Regions from separate parts of the Homo sapiens genome. Here region 1 is linked to region 2. A link is a contact called in ENCODE Hi-C or POLR2A ChIA-PET data. All regions are on one chromosome and are shown on one strand. The core of a region is the stretch at or near the end of the contact, and the rest is flanking DNA. Distances in the headings are between cores, read along the strand shown.

Evidence for each region. A loop is a pair of places that touch in the nucleus more often than their neighbours do. ChIA-PET counts read pairs that join two places held with the same protein, here RNA polymerase II (POLR2A). Pooled maps may share reads with other maps.
Region 1: a loop to region 2 is called in a map of naive thymus-derived CD4-positive, alpha-beta T cell, with 10 times the contacts of the local background. The contact joins the promoter of ATXN2 here to the promoter of RAD9B in region 2. A Hi-C loop is called at or near these places in 1 of 168 maps with a recorded cell type or tissue (naive thymus-derived CD4-positive, alpha-beta T cell) and 8 of 50 pooled maps. POLR2A ChIA-PET finds 5 or more read pairs at or near these places in 1 of 52 experiments (Panc1).

The regions. Positions count from the first base shown.
Region 1 is chr12:111,597,175-111,601,276 of GRCh38, reverse strand. ATXN2 (ataxin 2) reads left to right here and starts at 1,962. Exons shown (of 25, transcript NM_001372574.1): 1 at 1,962-2,493. The coding sequence starts at 2,243. ATXN2-AS (ATXN2 antisense RNA) reads right to left here and starts at 1,779. Exons shown (of 2, transcript NR_146497.1): 1 at 1,724-1,779; 2 at 1,022-1,449. RefSeq lists an enhancer at 1,228-1,457 and silencers at 1,918-2,227, 2,288-2,457, 2,548-2,597, 3,188-3,317.
Region 2 is chr12:110,499,522-110,503,809 of GRCh38, reverse strand. RAD9B (RAD9 checkpoint clamp component B) reads right to left here and starts at 1,479. Exons shown (of 11, transcript NM_001286535.2): 1 at 1,427-1,479; 2 at 1-4. The coding sequence starts at 1,472. VPS29 (VPS29 retromer complex component) reads left to right here and starts at 1,699. Exons shown (of 4, transcript NM_016226.5): 1 at 1,699-1,761. The coding sequence starts at 1,759. LOC124903015 (a long non-coding RNA gene) reads right to left here. Exons shown (of 2, transcript XR_007063458.1): 2 at 3,985-4,288. RefSeq lists an enhancer at 1,731-1,870.

The DNA.
Region 1 (4,102 bases), core at 713-3,212, 1.1 Mb before region 2:
GTGAGCCACCGCGCCAGGCCAAGTGTTTGTATTTCTATTAAAGAAAGAATATAACGGGACACCATTGACGACCTGCTCCATTGCAGGCCTCCTTGCTGTTCCTCAGACTCCCCCCTCAGAGCCTTTGCCCTCGCTGTGCCCTCCACCTGGAGCGTTTCTCCCCAGGATCCTCATGCCCATGCTCATTTGGGTCCCTGCCCCATGTCACCCTCTCCAGGAGCTTCCCCTCACAGCAGCCCTGGCCTGTACCACAGCCGGGTACAGGTATTTTTTTGTTTCAACTGGTTTTTTAGTTCCAGTTTCCTTTAGGTTACTTTATTTATTTATTTATTTATTTATTTTTTGAGACGGAGTCTCGCTCTGTCGCCCAGGCTGGAGTGCATGATCTCGGCTGACTGCAACCTCCACCTCCCGGATTCAAGCAATTCTCCTGTATCAGCCTCCCGAGTAGCTGGGATTACAGGCGCCCACCACCACACCCGGCTAATTTTTATATTTTTGGTAGAGACGGGGTTTCACCATGTTGGCTAGGCTAGGTTAATTTTTAAAGGGTTTTGCAATGGTCCCTTGATCTACTTTTTACCTTAGATGGGAAATAAAACTGATTTCCTACATTGGCAGAATACAATGATCATTTTTGCCTGGACTATCTAGGAGGTTAATTTCAGTTGGACTACTGAAAACTGCTGGTTCAATCATTCTCCACGTTTATCTAAGTCTTTACCTTTATCTGGACAGTTCTAGGACATTGAGGGGAATTTTGGTGTTTCTTCCCCTATTATTTCCTGAAGTCATTTCACTTTAAAAAACAATAGATTCACTGCTCAAAAAAAAAAAAAAAAGTTACCTACTTTCTACTTGCTTCCAGTTTAACTGCAACACATTTTAAAAAGAGTCTACTGTGCTGGCTGGGTAAGTTAAATTAAAACTTCTAAAGGGTCCAAGGTCTAAAGTTCGCACATTGTTTTGAGGTCGGCTCTGTCTCTACCGAGGGAGATCCCATTATCCGTAGTTCTACCAGTCCCAATCCCATATATTTCCTTTAGAATCTCATGAATGAGGAAAAAGAAGTTCAAGTGAGGGAACATAGGTTCAAATGAAGGTCAGATACCTAAAAGAGTTTTCTGGTGACTGTGCGCGGCTGGGGTGGAAAAAGTGGGGAAAAGGTACCCAGATGTGGGTGGCCCCGGAGGGTTGCTCCACTCCAGCCCCGGCAGGGCAGGACAGCGCGGCCTGCCTGGTAGATGCCCCGAGCCACTGGAGCGCCTACTGTGTGGCGGGCGGGGGACGGCAGGAAAACGGCAGGATGCTGTGTCCCCTGAATCTGGCAGGGTTCTAGGTGCTTTACACGTAGCAAGACACATTCTCCGCCCCAAGGCACTCGCAGTCAGTCCATTTTCTGGGTTGCATCAGGTGGGGGCAAACTAGGTCCCCGCAGAAGTGAAGATGCTGAAGGAATACAGTAGGAGAAGAAATGCTTCTCTCCTGTCCTCCACACCAGGCAGGCCCCAGAGGCTGAGACCGACACGCCCTCCCCGAAGGGCAGACCCGCCTTGAGGAAGGCGGATCCGGGTAGGGACCGCCGCCTGGCCCTCACCCGACCCCCGAGAAAGCAACCCAGCGCGCCGCCCGCTCCTCACGTGTCCCTCCCGGCCCCGGGGCCACCTCACGTTCTGCTTCCGTCTGACCCCTCCGACTTCCGGTAAAGAGTCCCTATCCGCACCTCCGCTCCCACCCGGCGCCTCGGCGCGCCCGCCCTCCGATGCGCTCAGCGGCCGCAGCTCCTCGGAGTCCCGCGGTGGCCACCGAGTCTCGCCGCTTCGCCGCAGCCAGGTGGCCCGGGTGGCGCTCGCTCCAGCGGCCGGCGCGGCGGAGCGGGCGGGGCGGCGGTGGCGCGGCCCCGGGACCGTATCCCTCCGCCGCCCCTCCCCCGCCCGGCCCCGGCCCCCCTCCCTCCCGGCAGAGCTCGCCTCCCTCCGCCTCAGACTGTTTTGGTAGCAACGGCAACGGCGGCGGCGCGTTTCGGCCCGGCTCCCGGCGGCTCCTTGGTCTCGGCGGGCCTCCCCGCCCCTTCGTCGTCCTCCTTCTCCCCCTCGCCAGCCCGGGCGCCCCTCCGGCCGCGCCAACCCGCGCCTCCCCGCTCGGCGCCCGCGCGTCCCCGCCGCGTTCCGGCGTCTCCTTGGCGCGCCCGGCTCCCGGCTGTCCCCGCCCGGCGTGCGAGCCGGTGTATGGGCCCCTCACCATGTCGCTGAAGCCCCAGCAGCAGCAGCAGCAGCAGCAGCAGCAGCAGCAGCAGCAACAGCAGCAGCAGCAGCAGCAGCAGCAGCCGCCGCCCGCGGCTGCCAATGTCCGCAAGCCCGGCGGCAGCGGCCTTCTAGCGTCGCCCGCCGCCGCGCCTTCGCCGTCCTCGTCCTCGGTCTCCTCGTCCTCGGCCACGGCTCCCTCCTCGGTGGTCGCGGCGACCTCCGGCGGCGGGAGGCCCGGCCTGGGCAGGTGGGTGTCGGCACCCCAGCCCCCTCCGCTCCGGGCCCGGCGTCCCCTCCCCCGCGGCCCGCGCCGCCGTCCCCGCCCCGTGACCCGCCGGGCTACCCGGGGTGGGCTGGGGGCCGGCAGCGCGGGGGAGACTCGCTCGGGCCTGAGCCCCGAGGCTCGGCCGGTGGGCGCAGCCGGGGTCCTCTGGGATTGTCAGGCCTGTCCAGCCTCCCGCAGCATCCCCGCCCCCTCCCCCGGCGGTCAAGATGGAGGGAGCGGGCGGCCTCCCCTCCCCACGCGTGTTGGGAGGGGTTCTCGGGTAGCGGCGATGGTCAGCCCCGGCTCCCCCTTCCGCACGATCCTCCGCCCGCAGCGTGGGGATGCTCGGGCAGCTCCTCCACTCCCGGTTTAGGTGTGAACGTTGGAGGGGTCTGGAGGCTGTGGTGGCGTTTTCCGGAACATGTCCCCCTCCATGGGGGACATCTCTGGAGGGGAGAAGTTAGGGCCGCGTCCCCCGTGCCGGTTAAAGGGGTAGGCACCGGGCTCCTCCGGAATCATCAGGGTCTGTCGGGGCTCTCTCCCCGCCCCCTCCGAGTCCTGGGAAAGATCGGAGGACGGGGTGGAGACAAGTGGGCCTTGGCCCCCGCACCCCTCTGCGTTCGTGTCCGAGGCGGCGGCGGGGGCTCCCGAACTCCCCTGAAATCGTGGGGCTCCATGTGGCCTCCGGCAGCGTTCCACCCTCCCCCACCTGGGGAAGGGAAGGGGTGGGGAGTGCCCGGCCCCGTCCCGGCCTTCCTCCTTCCCCCGCCAGACCTCTCCGGCGCGCGGGTGGTGGCCGATCCGCATTGCTGTTCGAGGCCGCAGTGGAGAAGGCGCCTGTGGAACATCGGTGGGTGAGGGCTGGACCCAGGCTGGACCCTGGAGATCCGGGGTGGCGGTGCTGGTGGCAGGGGGCGGGCACCCTGCGCACTTATCCCAACCCCCGCCCCAATTTCGGAAATGCTAGGAGAGAGAGATTGCAGCAGGGGACGTGGTCGGGTTCCTGAAGGCAGAAAGGCGGGTGTTTACTAGCGTCTTTTTCCCTCCTAAGCCGGGGTTGTAGTAGGGGCTGGGGGCTCAGTGTTGTCCCGGCTAACTGGGTTTGACTCGAGGGTGTGTTTGTGCAGGAGGGCCTGTTGGGGGTGGCGGGCGGTTGTCAGTTCGTATTTCACGAACTAAGAAAATGCTTAGTGTTCAAAGGGAGAAGGAAACGTCAATAGACTCCATTCCATTGTGGCCGGTGTCCTTAACTTCGGGAGTGCCGCCAGAGCTTACCAAGGGCACGCAAGTCCATTTCCCTTGTGCCTCAAGTCCATCCGTGTTGTAGGCACTACTGTGCCTTCTTTAGGCCTAGGCCGCCGGCTTGACGGCGGGTGACCGGCGTCCTCCTTAAATAGGCATCTTGGGCTTTGGAAGGTGGAATAAGAGGATTTTTCATTCACCCGAGTTTTCTTTTTGAAAACACATTTTCAGCAACCCATTTCCAAAGAATTTTTATTTACAGCAGAAATTCCCCATCAAGAGGAATCAGCTGGTTTTTAAGGAATTCTGCTGCCTTCAAAGGGGGCGGAAACAGTCGGTTATTTGACTT
Region 2 (4,288 bases), core at 230-2,729:
AATACTATGGAGAAAAAGAAAGGTGATGCTTATATTCTTTCCCTCTAACAATAAAAACAAATCACAAGACTAGTTCAGCATTCAGAGGACTCAAGAGAAATTCAAAAATAACAGTATCTTACAGACTAATGCTACATTACTTTAATACAGTATAATACCCTTGGCAAAATGCCAGACACATAGTCAGGGCTCAATAAATTTGTAGTGTGTGAAATGATAAAATTGACCGAAATTTGTCCTTCTATATGTTTACAGTGTTGCATGGAGCTACTGTGCAAACCAATTTCCATACTAATGTATTTTACAACTTGATTTAGATAAATGTATTTGACCCCCCAAAAACTGTGAAAACAGTGCATGGAGAAGATAATCTGAAGTGGTTTTAATAGCTTGATAGCCAAGTCACAACAAGTCATGAGAGAGAAATTAGGGGTATCCAACATACATCTCTGATGTTTGAGGGCAGCCAGATTTCCCCACCACAGAACACATTTAGGGCTGGAAAACACACTAGTCTGATCCCGTACGACATTGTTAATGTTCTTTTTATTTTTTATTTTTTTTGAGACAGAGTCTCACTCTGACACTCAGGCTGGAGTGCAGTGGCACGAGCTCAACTCACTGCAGCCTCAACCTCCCGGGCTCAATCGATCCTCTCGCCTCAGCCTTCCAAGTAGCTTGGGATTACAGGCGCCCACCACTAAGCCCGGCTAATTTTTGTATGTTTAGTAGAGACGGGGTTTCATCATGTTGGTCAGGGTGGTCTCGAACTCCCGACCTAAGGTGATCCACCCGCCTTGGCCTCCCAAAGTGCTAGGATTACAGGCGTGAGCCACTGCACCCGGCCTAACTTCCATTTTGAAAGCGCCGTTTACAACACTAATAGTTCTTGTACATTCCATCTATTACTGGGCTCTTTACACGCATTTCCATTTCATTGCCTCCAAACAAACTCTGTGACGAAGGTGCTGTCATTACCCCTGTTTCCGTTTTAGAAACTGAGCCCCAAAGAGATTTAGTGACTTTTCCAAGTTCATACATTTTTAAAAATGGTAGAATCTGGGGAAAAAAAAAACCAGGTTAATGCTGTTCTCTTGGCACAAAAATACTTTTACTGTCCAAGCATTATTTTTTTCTCTCAACTCTTCCCCATGCAGTCCTCAGCATCCCGAGTTTGTGGCCCGATGGTACAACTCTATTTCCCGGATACCACCCATATTACATCTGCCTCTAAGTCACACGAGATGGGTCCTCATCCTCCCCTCAGAAGTTAACAGGGACTTGAGTGGGTGGGGCTGTGGCCAGGGCGTGCGTCCTCAGTCATTGCGCAAAAAGGCAAAGAGGAAAAATTAGACAATGGTAGGGACGACCTATTAACGTCTGCTTTTCTCTCTGCTAAATGGGAAGACAACAAAGGCCGCTCCACCTTTCACCTGACTGCCGCTCATCACGCACTTCAGCATGGCTGCCATCCGCCCTAAAAAGCAGGCTCGGAAGGCGCGCCTCAGCTCGACGGCCCAGGTGCCCGGATGTTGCCCGCGCTTTTCAAAGCTTCGCGATCTCGTCTCTGCACTCTACCACCCCGCCTCCACAAGTTCCCAAACGGCTTTACGGCGGAGAAGGGTCCGTGCGGGCCTCCGTACGGCAATTTCTGTCTCCCTCTGCTCTCATTGGTTGCGGTTAAGTGGGCGGGTCGCCGAGGAGCCTGAGGAAGAGGGCGGCGACGGTGGTGGTGACTGAGCGGAGCCCGGTGACAGGATGGTGAGGGCTGCAGTTGCGGCGACCAAGGCCTGGCTCTCGGGTGGGGTGCTGCGTTGTTGGGAGCCGTGGGGAGGCCGAGGGCGAGGAATTGGGAAATCCCGGAGGCCTCGGCGTCAGGGCCCAGGCGCTGGCCTGGGAAAGGCCCAGAAGAGGTCTAGGGAAGGAAGGGAGCGGCCACCTCTGGGTGCGGCTGGCCTAGGTCTCGTATCCCGGCCCCAAGGGGCCAGAGGCCATCCAAGGGGTAAAAAGGCCCCTCTAGCAGCCCGACCTGTCACGAGACACGCACGCCCGAGCCAGGGAAGGCCTTTGGTCCTATACCTCGAATGTTCCGGGGATAGGGGCACGGTCCTCCGTTTCCAGACGGTTCCTACTCGTTTCCCGCAAAAAGCACCTCCCGCTGGTTGGGGTGTAGTGGTGGAAGCTGGCCTCTCGAATGCAGAACAGGAAGTAGCGAGCAGAATTTCGTACCCGTTTAACTTTGCCATCTAGGGAAAGGGAATAAACCACCCTCCTCGCTCCTGAAATAACATCTAGCTGCCATTGAGATGAGCAGGTGTGCTCTCAGAGGGCGGGATTTGGCGCTTGCAATTGCTGGAACTGTTTCTTTCCACGGGTTGCTACGCCTCTTTAGGGTAGGATTCCTTAATGATGTGTGAACTCATTGAAACTGTTGGGAAATTTTTGTGAATATACACATTTTTCTGGGGAGAGTGCCGGTGTTGGAGACTTACCTAGTCTCCCCCAGCCACCTTCAAGCAATCACCCCTTCACCCCCAGTAGTTTGGTGCCCCTCAGACCTTCCTACATAAAAACTGGGGGCCTCTACTAGAGAGGACTCAGAGCTGTAATCATATTTTCTTTCTTTCTTTTTGAGATGGAGTCTCGCTCTGTCGCCCAGGCTGGAGTGCAATGCCGCGATCTCGGCTCACTGCAATGCCGCCCGGGTTCAAGCCTCAGCTCCTGCCTCAGCCTCCCGAGTAGCTGGGATTACAGGCGCCCGCCACCAAGCCCGTCTAAATTTTTGTATTTTTAGTAGAGACGGGGTTTCACCATGTTGGTCAGGCTGGTCTCTACCTCCCGACCTCAGATGATCCACCCGCCTCGGCCTCCCAAAGTGCTGGGGTTACAGGCGTGAGCCACCGCGCCCGGCCTGTAATCATATTTTCAAAGGTGCCTTTGACTCTTAAAAAGTCAATTGTTTGGGGCAACCCACTCGGGTCCCCTTCCACCCTGTGTAAGCTTTGTTCTTTCGCTCTTCACAATAAATCTTGCTGCTGCTCAAAAAAAAAAAAAAAATCAATTGTTTGAAATGGAGCTGTGATTATCTTCATATTTGTGTTGATGGAGGTTGGCTGTAAAGGGACGTCTACCTCTGACAGGCATTTATTGCATTCTTTTTTATTTTTACAAGGAAACCAAAGAAGCTATGCATTTTTAAGATTATTACTATTGCATGACAAACAGCCTTTTCAAGAGGGGGACTTACAGACATGGCAGCCAGAGATTTATGGTGCATGCTTCTTTAAAATCTTTAATCTCACTTTTAATTTTTGCTTCTAAACAGACTCCAATTTAAAGTAATCCGTTTACAGTAATTTCGAGACACCTATCCATGGGAGAAGACATAATTACTTGCCATGGTTTCAAAATATTAATGTTTCTCAAGTTGTTTGAGAAGTGATCCCTCTTATTTAGGGTAGTTGTACTGGAACATCATTTTTCATATGAAATAGAACTGGGAAAAATTTAGCATTAGCCAGTTCTTTCATGATTAAAAGCATTTTATTTGGCAAAGGATACAGACGTTCAACACTCAGTACAGTGTCCAGAGTCTGTGGGCAGCAAATTCAAGTGTGGGAAAGGTCCAGTTTTACCTGAATAAATGTGTTTGTTTTTATTATTTTGTCTTCACCTTTAGTTGATTTGTTCAACACTTGATAATGTATTCATGGTGCTGTGTTGCATCAGCTACAAAAAATCACCTAGCCGCAGCATAATTTTCCAGCTACTAGAATTTTGAATGTAAGATAATTAACATCCATATACTTGAATAATTAAACCCTAAGAATCCAGAAAATGTTAGCCTTTCAGCTATTACTGATGATAAATTTTCCACAGTGTCTTGTAGAAATCCAAATTCATTATTTTATAAAATCTTATAAAAATCTAAACAGAATGGAAAACAGAGATGGAAGTCGATGTACAGAACAAGATTAGGAAAAGTAGGAGAAACTGACAAGACAAATTTATTAAAAAGTGTGTGTGTCATGTTCAAAAATAAAGCAAATATTTATTTTGGTATTGTTTTGAGCACAGCTGATTTTTAACATTTTCTTTCATAACACTCAGAAATCATTAACAATTGTTTGCTCATTTGGTATGGGTTTTTTGTTCTCTTTTTTTTTTTTGGTTTCTTTTTGTTGCTTTCTTTTAACATTGGTCATGTTTCACCCTTTTTTTTTCATCCCCCCTGTCTGCAATCAACTTCTTCATTCCACTAAGGCTGGGCACAGAGTAAGTTTCTTCA